Regions from separate parts of the Mus musculus genome. Here region 2 is linked to region 1. A link is a loop called in an ENCODE intact Hi-C map of the cell type or tissue named here. Cell type or tissue: gastrocnemius. All regions are shown on one strand.

What was found. Peaks named below come from ENCODE experiments on the same cell type or tissue, not always from the same donor. Only the 100,000 strongest peaks of a DNase experiment are listed, where the experiment ranks them.
Region 2: it touches region 1 in a loop (2.3-fold over the local background); 3 of 42 quality-filtered maps call a loop at or near these places.

What each region holds. Positions count from the first base shown.
Region 1 is chr9:60,518,577-60,526,576 of GRCm38, reverse strand. It overlaps Gm51679 (a long non-coding RNA gene), which reads right to left and starts at 6,755. Exons shown (of 2, transcript XR_003948172.1): 1 at 5,401-6,755; 2 at 1-495. It overlaps 9230112J17Rik (RIKEN cDNA 9230112J17 gene), which reads left to right. Exons shown (of 4, transcript NR_040464.1): 3 at 82-194; 4 at 613-2,610. It also overlaps a transcript of Thsd4 not described here. In gastrocnemius, a CTCF peak has its summit at 4,452 (motif pointing right); DNase peaks (open chromatin) are centred at 1,307, 4,533 and 5,132; H3K4me3 peaks cover 1,123 bases; H3K27ac peaks cover 306 bases.
Region 2 is chr9:60,595,472-60,603,471 of GRCm38, reverse strand. It overlaps Lrrc49 (leucine rich repeat containing 49), which reads left to right. Exons shown (of 17, transcript NM_145616.4): 13 at 656-893; 14 at 1,984-2,169; 15 at 5,277-5,386. Among named protein-coding and RNA genes, the nearest start is that of 9230112J17Rik, 54 kb to the right of the region's middle. In gastrocnemius, CTCF peaks have their summits at 3,734 and 7,257; a DNase peak (open chromatin) is centred at 3,756.

The sequences.
Region 1 (8,000 bases):
CTTTCTAGAATAGACCTTTCCCTTCTCTCCTCTCTTGCTTGGGTCACTTTGCTCATCCCGTTCCATCCTGATTCCTTTCAGGGCTGCCTCTCTTAGCAAGGGGCAACTTCAGATGGAAGGCTGCCTCCTGGCTGAAAGTGGGGAAAAGAGAAATAATCCGAATACTTGGAATTCCAAAAGTTGTGCTGTGCCAGGTAAGGCCACTTCACTATCTCTGCTGACAGGATGTGAGCAGGAGAGAGGAAGAGAGAGAGAGATGGAAATAGAACGGGCAGAGCAAGATAACTTGAGGTGTGTCTGAAGCCTCTGGGACACTTCATGGGAATCTTCAACAGTCCCCGGACAGTCCATCTAAATATGTTGACCCCGTGACCTCAGAGACTGTGGCTGCAGACAAATTAGTCTCTGGACTGTTGTGTAGTCTTGTTACAGGTCAAGTTGCAGCCAGCCATAGGAAAGGACACAGGCTCAGTGTGCAGGTTAGAGTCCAGACCCCTGGAAGAGGAAGGAGAAGAAGCGAGTTAAGGAGACAAGCAGGAATGTTCATCCTGAAATACTTAGGTCCACTTTACAGATGGTTTATTTTTAACCGCACCTTTTTATTTATACTAGGGAAACACATACGATAGAGCGTGCTGAAGTCAGTTCTCACCTTCCACCACGTGGGGTCCTGGGGACCAAACTCAGGTCATCAGGCGTGGTGGTAAGCGTCTTCACCTGATGACCCATCTTGCTGGCCCCCAAGAAACGGGTTAAAACAATACTGTTTCCTAGCACTCGAAGAGACTTTATTGTTGATTTTATGGTTCCTGGCAGTCATCCAGGTTGGGTTTCCCTCCCTTCATTAAACCCCTCTCACACACACAATGGTGTGTCTCCTAGGTGATTCTAAATTCTGTCAAGTTGGCAGGATCAACCTTTGCGCCATCTCTCCCTGTCACTCATTTGCTGAGCACAAGCCTGCTTTGACTTTACCGTGGATCCAAATTTCCAAGCAAGAAGAGGAAGAGAACTTTATAAGAATGGTGATGGATTCTCATGACTCAACAGGAGGCTGAACTGAGGGGTTTGGATCCATGTCTGTTTTCTTTCTGCCTTCAAATGCTAGCAGCTAACATACTGGCTTCCCTTCCTGCTGGGACACAGCCCCTGAAGTACCTTGCTGTGTTCAGAGCTTGGGCGTCTGGCTTCAAGAAACTGTCTACTGGTTAAAAGACCTATAGCCAAATGACTCTGGGCTATGCTGTCACTGTCTCCCCTCTGGCAGTCTCAGGGCTCCTTGATGAGGGGAGGAGCCAGAACCCCATGCTGTTTTCCTTCCCTGGGGACACACTGAGCTCTGCCTCACTGAGCTCTGCCTCCTGCTCCATCCAGGAATTCTGAGACCCCAGCACAGCACTCTTGACCTTTTCAGGAGCCCTCCCTCACCCCTTGTGATCACTGTCCTGTGAGCCTGGGGGTGCATGAGCAAACACAGTGCTGTGTAGCTCTCTGAAGAGGGCAGGTTCAGGAGATGGCAACCCCCATAGGGTGACTACATTGTTTCCATTGCATCCTGAGCAACATGGTTGCATAATTATTTTGGCAAATTATTTTGGGAAAACCGGTATATCCAGAGGCTCTCCTCCATGTACAGAGCTGACACACTACAGATAGATTATGGTTGGTTTTTGTTTGTTTGTTTGTTTTTGTTATTTACTATTTTAGGGGCCACCTCTAGGCCCAACGGGCCAATTGGTTGTAGCCACATAGTAGAGGCTTTAATGGAACATGGAAAGGGGCCTTCAATCAGAGAGTTTCAACCAAGAGCACCAAGAGCATGGGCTGTTTTCAGAAGTGGTAAGAATCCTACGTCCTAGGCACTGGAGAGATGGCTCAGCCGTTAAGAGCACTGACTGCTCTTCCAGAGGCCTTCAGTTCAATTCCCAGCAACCACATGACAGTTCACAGCCATCTGTAACAGGATCTGATATCCCCTTCTGGTACCTCTGAATGCAGGGACAGTGTACATAGATACATAGATACATAGATACATAATATATATATATATATATATATATACATAGATACATAGATACATAGATACATTATATATATATATATATATATATATCTCCTATGTCCTTAGCTTGTGAAAGTGGTATGTTATATATAGATGACACTGGCACTTCAGGCAGACACTAGAGTTAAGTGACTGCAGCTGGCCTGTGACTGTCATCAGAAACACCTGCCCTCTTTACCCAGTCTTTGGGTTAGAGTTAGTAGCTTATTTCATACATGGGACAAAATCCTCCCCATCTGACTCATATGTATATAAACATACACACAAACATACATATATAAACATATATATATATATATATATACACACACAAACATATATACATACATATATAGACACACACAAACATTCATACATATATAAACATACACACACATGCATACATAGATACATATATAAACAAATATATAAACATACATATGTGCATACATCCATGAGTTAATAACAAGATGTGGAACAGGACTGCCAGTAAATAGTGGGAAATAGGAAACCTCCCCCTCTAGCATAAAGAAGTGCTCTTATATAAACAATTCATCTTATAATGACTGGAGTTTGTTTTAAAGATTTATTTTTATTTATGTGTATGCCTGTGTGAGTGACTGCCGTGTGTGTGTGTGTGTGTGTGTGTGTGTGTGTGTGTGTGTGAGAGAGAGAGAGAGAGAGAGAGAGCGCTCACAGAGGCCAGAAGGGGGTGTCAAGTACCCTGGAGCTGGAGTTCCAGGTAACGTGGGTGCTGGAAAATGAGCTCTGGCCTCTGGAAGAGCAGCAAGGGCTTGTAACTGCTGAGCCATCTCTCCAACATTAGCTTTAAGTCCAGCATTTCTTCAAAAGTAAAACAATAAAGAAGACCTTGCCCTTTCCTTGTGCTCTGTCCCTGCCTCATTCTGTTACTAAGTCCACTCTGTCCTTTAAGAATTCTTGATTTCTAGTGGTGCTGGGGATAGAGCCAGGACCTCATTCATGCCAGGCAGGCACTCTGCCCTACACTACACCCCAAGCCCTGTTTATGCTCTTTGTTTGGAGATAGGATCTCCCTAAATTACCCACATTGGATTTGAACTTTCAATGCCCCTTCCTTAGCCTCCTAGTACCTGGGATTATAGGCCTGTACTCCCAGCCTCAACTATGTTGTCTGAAACATAGTTTCCTGTAGCTCAGGCCAGCTGCAAACTGGATATGAAGCTAAGGATGACCTAGACCCCTGATCCTCCTGCCTCCTCTAAGAAGTGTTGGGATTACAGGTGTGAAGCCATCTCCTGGCTATTGGTTTCAAATGGATGAAATGAGTTAGTGTGCAAGATCTCTTTGATTCACTGGATCTGGATGTGAGACACCCTGGAGTTGTCTAACCACACACGCCCAGGTGCCTCTCATCAAAAGTTGTTTGTTTTGAACCAGATGGACTCCGTCAGCCCCAGCTGGATCCAGGTGCCAGGCTCTCAAAATCCACTCTCCCTCTTTGGCCTCATCCCTGTGTTTCCCAGCTCTCTTTGTTATTGTTTTAATGGTGGGGTATCTTTCCTGTCTCTCTTTTTTTTTTTTCCTGCTCCCACAAAGCACACCACACCCACCCCTGATGTGGCCTGGCCCTGAAGTAGGACTGCGTTCTGCCACCACCCACATTAGCACAAGGGTACACCTGCCCTTTTCCAACAGCCCCTGCAGGCAGGCTTTTGAGGCAGCCATAAACAAACAGGCTCATTCACTTCAAGGGAGAGAGACTCCTGTCTGTGCCTAGAGGCCTCTTCAATTGTTTAAGGTCAACCTGCTCTCGATTGAGAAAAGGGGGAGGGGGAGATTTTCCTTCTCTTGCTTGCTTCTCTCAGCTCTAGTACACATGGGCTGAGTTGAAACATTTTAGCATCGTTTGGACTCAAGAACCTGGGAGTGCGACCAGCTCTATGGCTTGATGGCTCTGCAGGCAAATGCACTTGCTTGCAGCCAAGTCCGAGAACCTTAGATCAGGCAGGTGTGCTGAGTTGTCCTGGTGCTTAGGGAGTTTTTGTCTTAGGGATGCCCAGGAAGCTAGAAAGGAAAGCTTCACTGTAAACTAGCCTCAACCCCGTGGTTGCAACCGGAATGGCTGTTTTTCAATGCTCAAGGATGTCCTTGTCTCTCTGGGGCAGCAGTCCTTCAAAGGCTCCCACCAACTGCTGGCTAAGATGAAGGCAGCCTCTGACTGCCTTCAGACTCTGGTCTCCATTGCCTTCTTCTTTGACCTCCCATTGACGGCCCTGGGCAGCCCGGGCCCCCTCTAAGTTCCATGATCACCACTCTCCTGCCCTCTAGCCTCTGTCCGGACAGTCTTTCCTTCTGCTGCCTCTCCTGGTGGATGTCCCTTCACCAGGTTCCCAGGGGTCCCTGGGGTAGTTGGGTGGGCCAGGGCCGACTCTCCCCTTGGCGGCCGCCAGGGGGCGGCAGGGGCGGCTGGAGGTGACAGCGGGAGGCCGCGCGGGAGGGCAGGGCGCGCGGACCGCGCTCTCGACCCGCAGACACCGCGCCTGAGCCGTGCGCTGGGCACTCGCTGGCCGCCCGCGCACCCGACACACCGGGGCGCAGCGGGAGCCCGTGCGGGGCGGGCGGCCGTCCATGCGGCGGCGCTCGGGAAGCACGCGGGGCTGAGGAGTCGGCCGCTTCGGACTAGCCCAGGTGAGCAGATCGCGCAGCCCGGCCGGCCGCAGTCCGGAGCCCGGGGCAGCCCCGCAGACTGGCGCGCGTGGGTACGTCGGGGCCGGCGGCAGCTCGGGACGTCGTACCTGCTTCTTTCTTCCCTTTCTCTTTACTCTTCTGCTTCCTCTTTCTTTCACACTTCCCCTTCCTTTTCTCTTTCCCATCCTCTCCTATTTCCTCTTTCCTTTTTCTTCCTTTCTTTTTCCCCTTTCCTCTTCCTCTTCTTTTTCCTTTCCCCTACCTTTCTCTTTCTTTTCTCTTTCCTGGAGGCCTGCTCTGCCTTTATTCTCCATCCTTGACCCTCAACTTTAGGGCCTGGCCCCCTGGGGTTGGGGGAAGCAGCCACTGGCCCTCCTGAGGTATGCGCAGCAGCTCAGAGCTGAACTGGTGAGTTGCACCTATAGCACTTGTAGTCCCCACCCCAGCCTTTCTCCCTTTCTTAGCCTGGGATTGTTGATGGAGTGTCAGCACCTCTGGAGCCCCAGCCCCTGGCCTCCATCATTCTGGCTTCTTGGAAAGCCTCTGATCCCCAGGTCAGGTTAATCATTGCAATCCAGCGTCAGTGATCCCCTAATTGGACCTGTTGCTGCTTCTGTACGTCAAATGTAGCTCATATACCCGTGGCCCTGAATGCGACTGAACAGTTAGCTTTTGATCAATTTGCTCACCTTGAAGTGGGAGAGATCTGGAAGTGGAGTTTCAGTTTTCTTAGAAATAGCTTCAGCTGTGTCTTGGGAAGAGGATTTCGAGGTACCCACTTAGCACGTGGAATTATGGGTCTAGTGAGATCTTAAGCAGTCCTGAAGCTTTCTGTGCTGTTAAAAAAGTGCATCCCTTGCCAGATAGTGGCTCACCCTTTTGCAGGCAGTAGGTGAATTAAATAAAGTCTTGGATCTGTGGCGCTGAAGCCCGTTAGACTTTGGAGTAAGTAAAATAGCCAGAACTCAAGGAATTTTCAAGTCCAACTTCCTTTGCATCTGAGACATCTGGGCATCAGCTAAGATCTCCCACCTTTTAGAGCCACTGTGTTGTCTTGGACATCACTGATGTTTCTGACCTGGTAGAGACTGAAGGGATGCAGTTGCTGGCCCTGAGAGAATCTTGATTGGGTCTCTGTGTACAAAGGTGCAAACAGTTTTCAAATGTGATTTAGACGTAGCCCTACTCAATTCCTATAGATTTTTGTTGGCACCATAGCTGAATTCCTTTGAAAAGCACAGTTCTGCCCTGGAAATTAATGTGAGGAAGCAGATGAGAGTCCCGGGACTTTCCTATAAACCTCCGCAGGGCCGAAGCAGGGAATCCCCAAAGGTCCAGCCTGCAAAATGGTTTTGGGTGGCGAGAATGCATGGAGCCCCTACTGACACAAGTGAGTGTATCGGCCTCAGGGAGGGGGAAGATGCGCTTGCATGATCTCCATGCCTAGCTCAGGGCGGGGTACCAGACTGTCTTTCCCTCACTCTTCGGAGCTAGGAAGTCTCTCTAGCCAGGTGTGAAGTAAGGAAAACCAGAGAGTTTTGGAGGAAGATCAGGGCTTGAAGTTTTTGTTTTGCCTAGTGATCTTGTCTGTTACCCACAGAGTCTTAGTATGGTTCTTTTCCTCTCCCCAGGACTTCACTTTTATCCCAATTGGCTGTTGGTGTCCATGTTCAAGCCCCTCACCCCCAGCACCCGTATCCCATTCCCCACATGCAGAGCTCATTTATCACAATGCCCCTTCCGCATTCTTTCATGATATCTCCAATTATTTTCCTGCCCCTACCTTAAACCATGTCCAAATTACAGTAACAATCTCCCTCCTGACTCGCAGCCATGGGTGGCTCTCTTCATTTTAAATCCATCTTCTTTCATGCTGACAGATTAATATTCCTGAAATTCTGACTTCACCACATCATTCCCTGCAAGGAATCACAATGGCTCTCCAGTATTCACTTCCATTTAATTTGTCTTCAGCAAATATTTCTGAGCATCTGTTGTGTGCCAGCGACTATTACTGCGTGCTGGGGGCTTATATGGAGCAAGACTGGCTGGATCACTGGCCTCCAGGGGCTGCGAGGAGAGTAGCTAATAAATGACCACCCAGGGAGAAAGAAGGGAAGTAAAGGAGACAAACAATGAGGGGGGATGGGGGAGAGAGAGAGAGAGAGAGAGAGAGAGAGAGAGAGAGAATATCCATGTGCAGACACAGATGAGGGAGAAATTGATTTGTGTGCACATAATAGCTTTGAAGACCTCAGCTGCAGGCTGCCTTTTGAACTAGGAATGATACTTTTATGACAGATGCAGGGTCTACTGCAAATACCACATCCTTCCTCCTCCCCCTCACCTTCTGTACGCAAGTGTGCATGTGCCACATGGGTACAGAGGCCATAGGATGCCTATCTGAGTCTCAGGGGGATGCCTGTGTTTGCCTGCCCAAGCACATGACTGGCTTTGTTTGTTTGTTTGTTTGTTTGTTTTAGCAGAGGCCTTCATTTGGACCTTAGGGAGCAAGTAGTGGGGAATTGGAATTGTGATCTTAGAAGAGCCCCCCTTTTTTTTCTTAAAGGGGCCTTTGGACGAAGTGTTTGAAAGCAAAACGCTTCCTTCTCGCCCTACCTGAAAGCGTCTGAGCCCAGCCTTCTGCCCATGCTCTCAACAAGTATTAAGAAGCTCGGAATACCGTGGTTTGAAAATTCCTAAGCTGCTGGGGGTGTGACAGGAGCTGGAAGATTACAAGTAGGCTTGGCCAGGCTAGCCACAGCGACTCTCCTTCCCTAGACTGGTGGCTGACAGCTTCTCATTTAATAGCTGTCATATTTGCCCATCTTTACAAGTAACGATGGCTGAAGGCTGGTGGGAGGTTGAGGCCCCGTAGGCAAAGCCTTGGCACATAGTAGGTGCTCAATATCACTTCCTATCTCTCCCGTCTACCCTGACTGATCAGTGCTTGCCAGAAGTGGGTACTCACTAAACACTCCAGAAGAAACCTGCATATAATCTCAGCCCTGTCAGGTGCAGAGTTTTGTCTGAAGGACTCAGCCCTGCACTCCAGCCCAGCCGCTAAACACACAGCTGTCCTATGTAACCATCCAGCCAGCCAGTATCCTCTATTCTTTCGGTTCCTGCCCAGTGTCCCCGGGTCCTCTAAAGTGCACAAGCACTGGGTAGGCAGTGAGTTTGTCCCCCCCCCCCAACCCCCTAGTGTTTAGTCGTCTTGGGAGAGTAGCCACTTTTAACTTATTTCTCTCTTTCCCTAATCTTTCAGAGATGGGAAGCTTTAAGGATA
Region 2 (8,000 bases), 77 kb before region 1:
ATCAGACTATTCAGAAAGAGAGTCAGCATTTCTCACTTCACTCTGTAACCAAGATAGAAACTAGGTTAAAGCTACATATTTTATAAACATTCTATATTGTATTTTATAAATAATATTTCATCATTCTTATGGAAACATATTAAAATGTATTTTTATCTATATAGCTTTATAAATCAGGAAACTATGTTGTTATAAAAATATCTTAATAGCATATTTAAGATATATAAAATTATTATCTTATTAATATGATGACTAATTTGGACTTGGAGATAGGTTTCTATGATAGTTTTTCTATTTCAGCTGTAACCATGATTGGATGTTAATGTTAATCTTTCAGATAATCCAGTGAATTAGTGTAAGGATACATGTGACATGAAGGCAGCAGGGAGTCTGTGGGAGGAGGGGAGCAGCAAGCAGCAGGAGGGATGAGGGGAGGAGGGCAGGAAGAGGCTCAACATCGGAAGAGGAACACACCACAACAAGCCTGTTACTTTGAAATGTGATTTTTTTTAAGTGTAATTAATGTAGGATGCTCTAGGTTTAACTGGAAACAGAGGGTAACGAGTATAAACTGTAAAGCACTTTCCAACATGCTGTTCTAGCCTGTTACTTCCTTTGTGTGCCTGAGACGTTACTTAAAAAAAGACTTTTGCAGGTCTCTAGATGCAGGGCTCAGCAGTGCGTTACAAGGCTTGTCTGTCACAGAAACACACTTGGTGGAGATAGACGGAGAAACCCTCTCACTGTACGGCTCAGGGGCGCTGGAATGCCTGGATCGAAACTGGAGTGTTCAAACAGCCGGCATGGTCACCACGGTCTCATTCACGTTCATCGAGTTTGATGAAATTGTCCAAGTACTTCCCAAACTGAAGATGAAGTTTCCAAATTCTCTGGTAAACACTTTCCTTTGGAAGCATATTTGAATTGTTCTTCATTACAACTTGTGTGTTCAGGCCAAAGCCTGCTTCAACTTCATTTTCTGTAGTTTCTTTTGTGTTGATTTTCTGGCACTGGAATTTAAATTAGTTCCATAAATGGCCTTGTGGGTTTGTATGAATATTAGAAATTATATCTCTAAAGACAGTCCTTCTTTCAGTAGAAAAGACCAATGGAATTTTATGCATATTATCTACCTCAATTTTACAAAGAAAGCCACACACAGCCCTCGAGCATGTTTTCAGGCATTGAAACCGGTGTGGATGGCGTGCGTATATTCATTGTGTGATCTGACGCAGACCTCTGACAGCACTGACTGTTTACTTCAGTCTGCTGACTCGCCGGCAGCCTCCCTGACTGTGGGTATTGCACTAGTTAGCGATAGACATTGGGAAACAGTGCTTTTACAGCAAGTTTCCTCTAGAGCTTTCCCTACCGTGTGTTTCTTTACTTCCCCTTTTAGAGTAGATGATGTTTCTTCTTTGTCATCCTAAAGAAGATAAGTTGTAGTAGAGGCAGGTGTTTAGAAAGAATATTCAAATTTGCAAGTAGACGGCTTGCTTTAGGAGTTCTGTTTTAGTGTTTTGATTCTCCTTGGCCAAGTTAAGTAACCAGCACGGCTTTCAGAAGGATGCAGTGTTGACAATACTGGTTCTCAGCATCAGGGTGAGTCCTGTGCTTAGAAGTTTCTGGAATCTTCCTTTATACATTAGTACTAATGTAAAATGTGTAGAATCTGTGATGATTGAACGAGTCTGAGTTATTAGGTAACATTAAGGAATCCCAGTTGCTGATAGACGAGGATGTCCTTCGCAGAAGGACTCACCTAAGACTTGAGTCTTGGGTAGATGCCGCCAGTGACTGATGGATTGGGTACATTGAAGTTCAATGGGCCTAGAGCAGTCCAGTGATTTAATGTGACTGAAGACCTATTTCCTAAGCCTAAGGCTTCCAGGGTCCCACAGGAAATGGCCTGTGATGTGTTAAGGTTAGTATTGAAGGTGGTTCAGCTTAGAGCAAGACCTTGTATGTGGTTTACTATTGCAGCACCTTAAATTCAGGGAGACCAACCTTGTGATGCTGCAGCAGTTCAATGCCCTGGCACAGCTGCGTCGGGTTGACCAGTTGACAATCGATCCTCAGGGAAACCCAGTGGTCAACTTTACACTCTGGAAGTACTACGTGCTGTTCAGGCTCAGCCACTTCAGCATGCAGAAAATAAATGGAACAGAGGTAAGAAAAAGCAAAGCAGACTGCAGAATGAGCTCCCACCTGATGGAGCCTCTGACAGCACACTTGGTGGGAATACAGATGTGATGGAACTGTTCAGAAACACCATTTCTTACAAAATAAAATCTCAGCATTCACAATATTAAAAAGGAAGAACACACATGGGCAACACATGTGCACTCGCACGCATGCTCATACCCCCCAACATGAACATGAACACACACCCAATCCTCCTCCAGACACGCACACTTGCACACACTTACACACACATGTCCACATGTATAGGATCTAAAGCAGTGAACAGTTCTTTTCCTGGTGAATCGTAGCTACTTTTCCTGTTGTTTGTAAGCATCCAGAGAAGAGAAACCTTGGAAGAAAAATGACACTGTAAAGAGAAAAAAGAAAAATCTCTAACTTCTGCAGGCGAGGCAGCCTTTCATGTTTCACAGAGCTCTTGGGACTGTGGCACCCAAGAGAGGATGGGGAAGCTAAACTAAGTGTCCACTCATAAAGATGGGGTGATAGAAAGTGGAGAGAGAAAGTCCAAGCACACATCTGGACTACTCCATTAACCATTGATCATGGTGCAGTGGCATGATGTAGAATCACTCAGGACCCAGCTGAATAACTGAAAAATTATTCATGAAAAGCGAGTTTTAGATGGGTTTTTTTTTCTGAGTTTGTCATAAGCCTAAGCCTCCAGCTACTCAAAGACTGTGTTCTCTTTAAATAATGACTTAGGGAAAAAGGGGAACTGTGCTTCTATCATTGTTGAAGCTGAATAATCTTTAATCTCTCACTATGGTGCCTCTTGAGGGTCAGGAGACTTCCCTATGATAAGATGACTGGTAGTCAGCTGTGCTGGTGTAGTATTGCTCACAACTAGGACACCACAGCCATCTCCAGCCTCGACCTACAAAAATCCAGCATGTTCTTAGTAGCACGGAGATCTGTGGGTCCGTGTCAAAAGCAACCATGCTATGCCTCAACCAAAGTAGATCAGCCTTCTATCAAATTGCCAGGAAAGTCTGGAACCTTGAGATGACCAAAAGTTGCCCCCACAGCTCCCCAGCTAGTTCTCAGGAGTCTGCATTCAGTCTCGTGTGCCCCTCAGTTCTACATCAGACAGAGATTGTAGCTCCGGTAGGGCATGGTAATTAGTGGGAGGGTTTTCACAGTTGATCTGGACTGGAAACACAAAGGTTCGGGGGCTGCAAGTGAAGGAGTCTTCCTCATTAATGGCTTGACTGTTTGGCTGGTTGGCTATAAATAGTAGATTGCCCAGATGTGGGATTGCATTACTACAGAACTGCTGGGAAAGACAGAGTATTGTAATTGTACAGGGAATTAATCAGAAGCAATGCAGCATTCTAGTTTAACTTTTAGAAAATGTCAGCACCAGGGATATTTGACATTTTATTAAAATGCCTGAAAGATATGCCTTCTCACATAGTCTTGTCATTTTATACCATATATACTACAGTTATATTGCTCTTTCTGTAGTAGAGCAGTATTGCTAGAGGGAGAATTGAATGATGAGCATCAAGAAGATGGAGCAGTGGCCTGCATTGGCCACTAGGTGACTGTGTTGGACCAGACAACTTAGCAGTCAGCTAAAGGAAGGCTTGAAGGAGCCGCAGCCTTCACCATGAAGGTCCAAGATAAGGAAGTGGTCTACACTGATTGATGTATACACTTGATGTGACTGAATTATATGTGAACTATGGGTATTTTTTCCTCAGAGGCTGCTTCTGTAATGTGTTATCACAAATACACACACCTGCTTTTTCAACGCTGGAGAGGCTGAGACAGGAGTTGGCTATGAGACCCTGTCTCTTGGTGACAAGAGCAATGGGCAGTGCAGAGAGGGCTCAGTCTGAAACGTGCCTGCTGTGCAAGTATGAGAACCTAGGTAGATTCCCCAAAGCCAGGTAAAAGCTAGGCCTGCAGCACAGTTGCAGGAGCCCTACAGTTGGGTGGGTCAGTGAAAGGTAGGTCCCAGGGGCTCATGGCCAGCCTGTCTTCCTGCACCTATAAGATCCAGGCTGAATGAGAACCTGCTCCATAGCCAAGAGAGGAGATACTCTCGTATTTCTTTTTAAAAATAATCTTTAAGGGAATGGGAAGATGGCTCGCGCTGTTTAAATGCTGGCTAAGCAAGAAAGAAGATTGGAGTTTGGCTTCCCAGAATCCACATAAATATCCACCTGTGATCTCTTAGAAGGAAGAGATGGGATCCCTGGAGTAAGATGGCCAGTGAGAATGTATGTACTGGTGAGCTCTGGGGTTGACCCAGACCCTGCTTCAGAATGTAATGTGGAAGGATTATTGATGAAGTATACAGACATCAGCCTTGGGCCTCCACAGGCGTACACACACACACCCATACACCCATACACCCATACACAACCATACAACCACACATATCTGTAAACCACTTACACACATGCATGTGTACCATACACATACACACATACACATTCATGCATGCTCATACACACACTTGTACCTGCAACACACTTATGTACATGCATAGATACCATACACATACAATACACACACACTTGCCAACATAAATACATGCATGCAGGCAGGCATACTGCACACACATATACACATAACCACATACACACACACACACACCTACAAGCACACATGCGTGCATGTATACCATAACACACACACACGCACGAAACCATATGCACACGCACACACACTTGCAAACACTCTTACACACATGCTTGCATATCACAGACATACACACCTGCAAACACACATGTGCATGTACACATGCACACACATACAAACACAAAGAAAAGCCATCCTTTAAGAACTTAAGGTGCCTCAAGCACAGTCCTCAGGACACCTGAATTCCCAATCAAAGCTATCTCACCGGCCCTAGTCAGCTTCCAGGAGTCACATTTGAGCATCTCCTCTGTAATTAGACTCAAAGGAAAATGAAGTTGCTGTGGAGACTTCCACAGCCTTGGGAAATGTACTTTTCTGCACTAAAAGAAAATGCCCAATCGAGACGTCTCTTTGAAATTGTATTTGCTATATCTAGCTAAGAAGCAATGCCATCTTGATCCTTCTCTGCTCTTTCTTCTCAGGTGACTCAAAATGACATGATAATGGCTGAAAGGCTCTTTGGAATCTTAGCACATGTAGCATCCTCCGAGCTGCCCCAGTACCGCATGATTTCAATTCTGGGTGATGCCAGGTAACTCTGAATTTTTTATAGATTGCCTTTGCACTAGAATTAGCTCTTAACTGTGCCACTTCTGTAACCAGCAGAAAACGTACCCCAGGCTAATCTTGTGGCTGGCCATGTTCAGACTTAGAAGGAATAAGTGTGACTAAGACAAAGTCGGTGTTCTCCTGTGGTTATAGTCTCACAGCTAGAGATGCGCATAAACCACTAAAGTCCAGCCTGTCAGGGGCAGCAGCAAGGGTAGAGGGAGACACTAGTTGCATTTGAGAACACTGGAAAAGGCTTTCTGTTTATTTATTTGGGAATGAGTAGAGGGTTTTTAGGTTTAGAATATGAGAAAAGAGATTTATTTTTAAAAACCATACATACATACATACATACATACATACAGTGGATAGGTTCTGAATTCAAATCTTACTCAATGCCTTTGATTGATCAATGTACATCCCATCTACAACACACAGAACTGTTCTGGGTATAAACATCCTGAGGGTAGTGCTTGCTAAATGAACATAAGCACCTGAGTTTGGATCCGCAGCACCCATGCAGAAGCTGGCTGTGGCAGTGCACATCTAACCCCAGAGCTGAGGGACGGAAACAGGCAAATTCCAGGAGCTCACTGGCCAACCAGTCTGTCTGAAATGACAACCTCCAGGTTGAGTGAGAGCCTGTCTCAATAAAACAAAGTGAAGAAGCAACTGAGGAAGATATCCAGATGCCAATCTCTGGCCTACACACACATAGATGCAGCATGTACACACACACACACACACACACACACACACACACACTATACCCATAATCACACACATACCATACACACTCACACACACACACACACACACTCTCACACACACATACTCCACATTCACACCATACATACATATACCACACACATACAAACACACATGTACACACAGTCCAACACATAATACACATACACAAATATACTTGGTGGAGCACAAAAGATATTGAAGAGATATTGAATTAAGAAGTGATAGCTTAGACAAATCAACGGAAATTATGCTCTTCTGAATTGGTATAATATTCAGAAGATTTAATAACTTGAAAAGAAAAGGCCCTCATAAATCAGATCAAATAAATTAAAATAAAGAATATGAAGGATTTTTAATAATTTATCAAATAGATATATTTCAAACCCTTTTCCCAGAATATGATGCCCAAAGTCAGATTGGGAAAATGTATCCAAGCATGTCTGGGATGTTTGTAGAGGCAAATACACCTTAAACTCAAAGAAAATCTCTGTATTTAATGACCATAGTCATCAGATTATTGTCTTCAATCAACAGTCTACTGGCGGAAAATAAGGAGCTGCAGGGAGGCAGGTGCCTGAGTGTGCAGCTCCGTGGTAACAACGGGGGAAGGGGTGGAGGTGGAGGTGGAGGAGCACACAGTTAACATGGCACTGCTGGCCATGGAGTCACAGAGCTGACACTGACACAGAGGCACTGTCGCTAATGAGCTGAGATAGCCAAAAACTTGGTGCAACTAGAAAAATAACAAAAAAGTGAAGTTGCCAGAACATAAAATATAGGAAACTTTAACTTTTAAAAAGTAAAAAACGAGCCCATCTGTCTCCATTCAAAGCTATAGCCATACAAATAATGACCTAACTTTGTGGGGAGAGCCACAACTGTGACAACAAGCCACATAGCAAGGTGGGTCCTACATGCTGCTATCCATGATGGCTGATGCTGTGGTTCTTTTCACAGCAGCCTGGCGATGCTAACACACTTGCTGTAGCCATGCCCTTTTTGTTTGTTTGTTTGTTTAAAGATTTATTTATTATACATAAGTACACTGTAGCTGACTTCAGACGCACCAGAAGAGGACATCAGATCTCATTAGTGGTGGTTGTGAGCCACCATGTGGTTGCTGGGATTTGAACTTAGGACCTATGGAAGAGCAGTCAGTGCTCTTACCCACTGAGCCATCTCTCCAGCTCTAGCCATGCCTTTCGACTTAGCTGTTTCACTGAGCAGAATTTCTTCCTAGAAATTATTTCACATGAACATAAATATGTGTCGAGGATTTCTCTCATGGCCTGTGTTTATAACAAGTAGTGAGACTAGTGGAACAAGACCAGCTACTTGTAGCTGTAAAATTGAATAGCAGTTCCTATATGAAACAGTGGGTCTGTCCTTTTGTTTATTGTTGATTTGACACAACAGAGTCACTTAGGAAGATCAACCCTCAGTTGAAGAGTGGCCTGTATCAGATGAGCCTGTGGCCATGTCTGTGAGAGATTATCTTGATTGATGGTTGATGTGGGAGGGCCCCGCCCACTCGTAAGTGGCGCCAGGCTTAGGTCGGTGGGCCTGGACTATGTAAGAAAGCTAGCTGAGCTAGAGAATAAACCAGCTAGCAGTGTTCTTCCATGTTCCTGGTTCTAGGTTCCTATCTTGAATTTGTATGCAAATTTCCACAGCTTGTGACCTAAATGGGTAAGCCAGTTAAACCCTCTCCTCCCCGAAGTGCTTCCAGTCAGTTTCTGTCACAGCAAAGAAATGTCACTAGGGCGTGTTATGATGTTCCAGAGAGGAAGTACCAGAACAGTTGTGTGGCAGGCCCCAGCTTGTGAGAGTAGGGTATACAGCTCAAA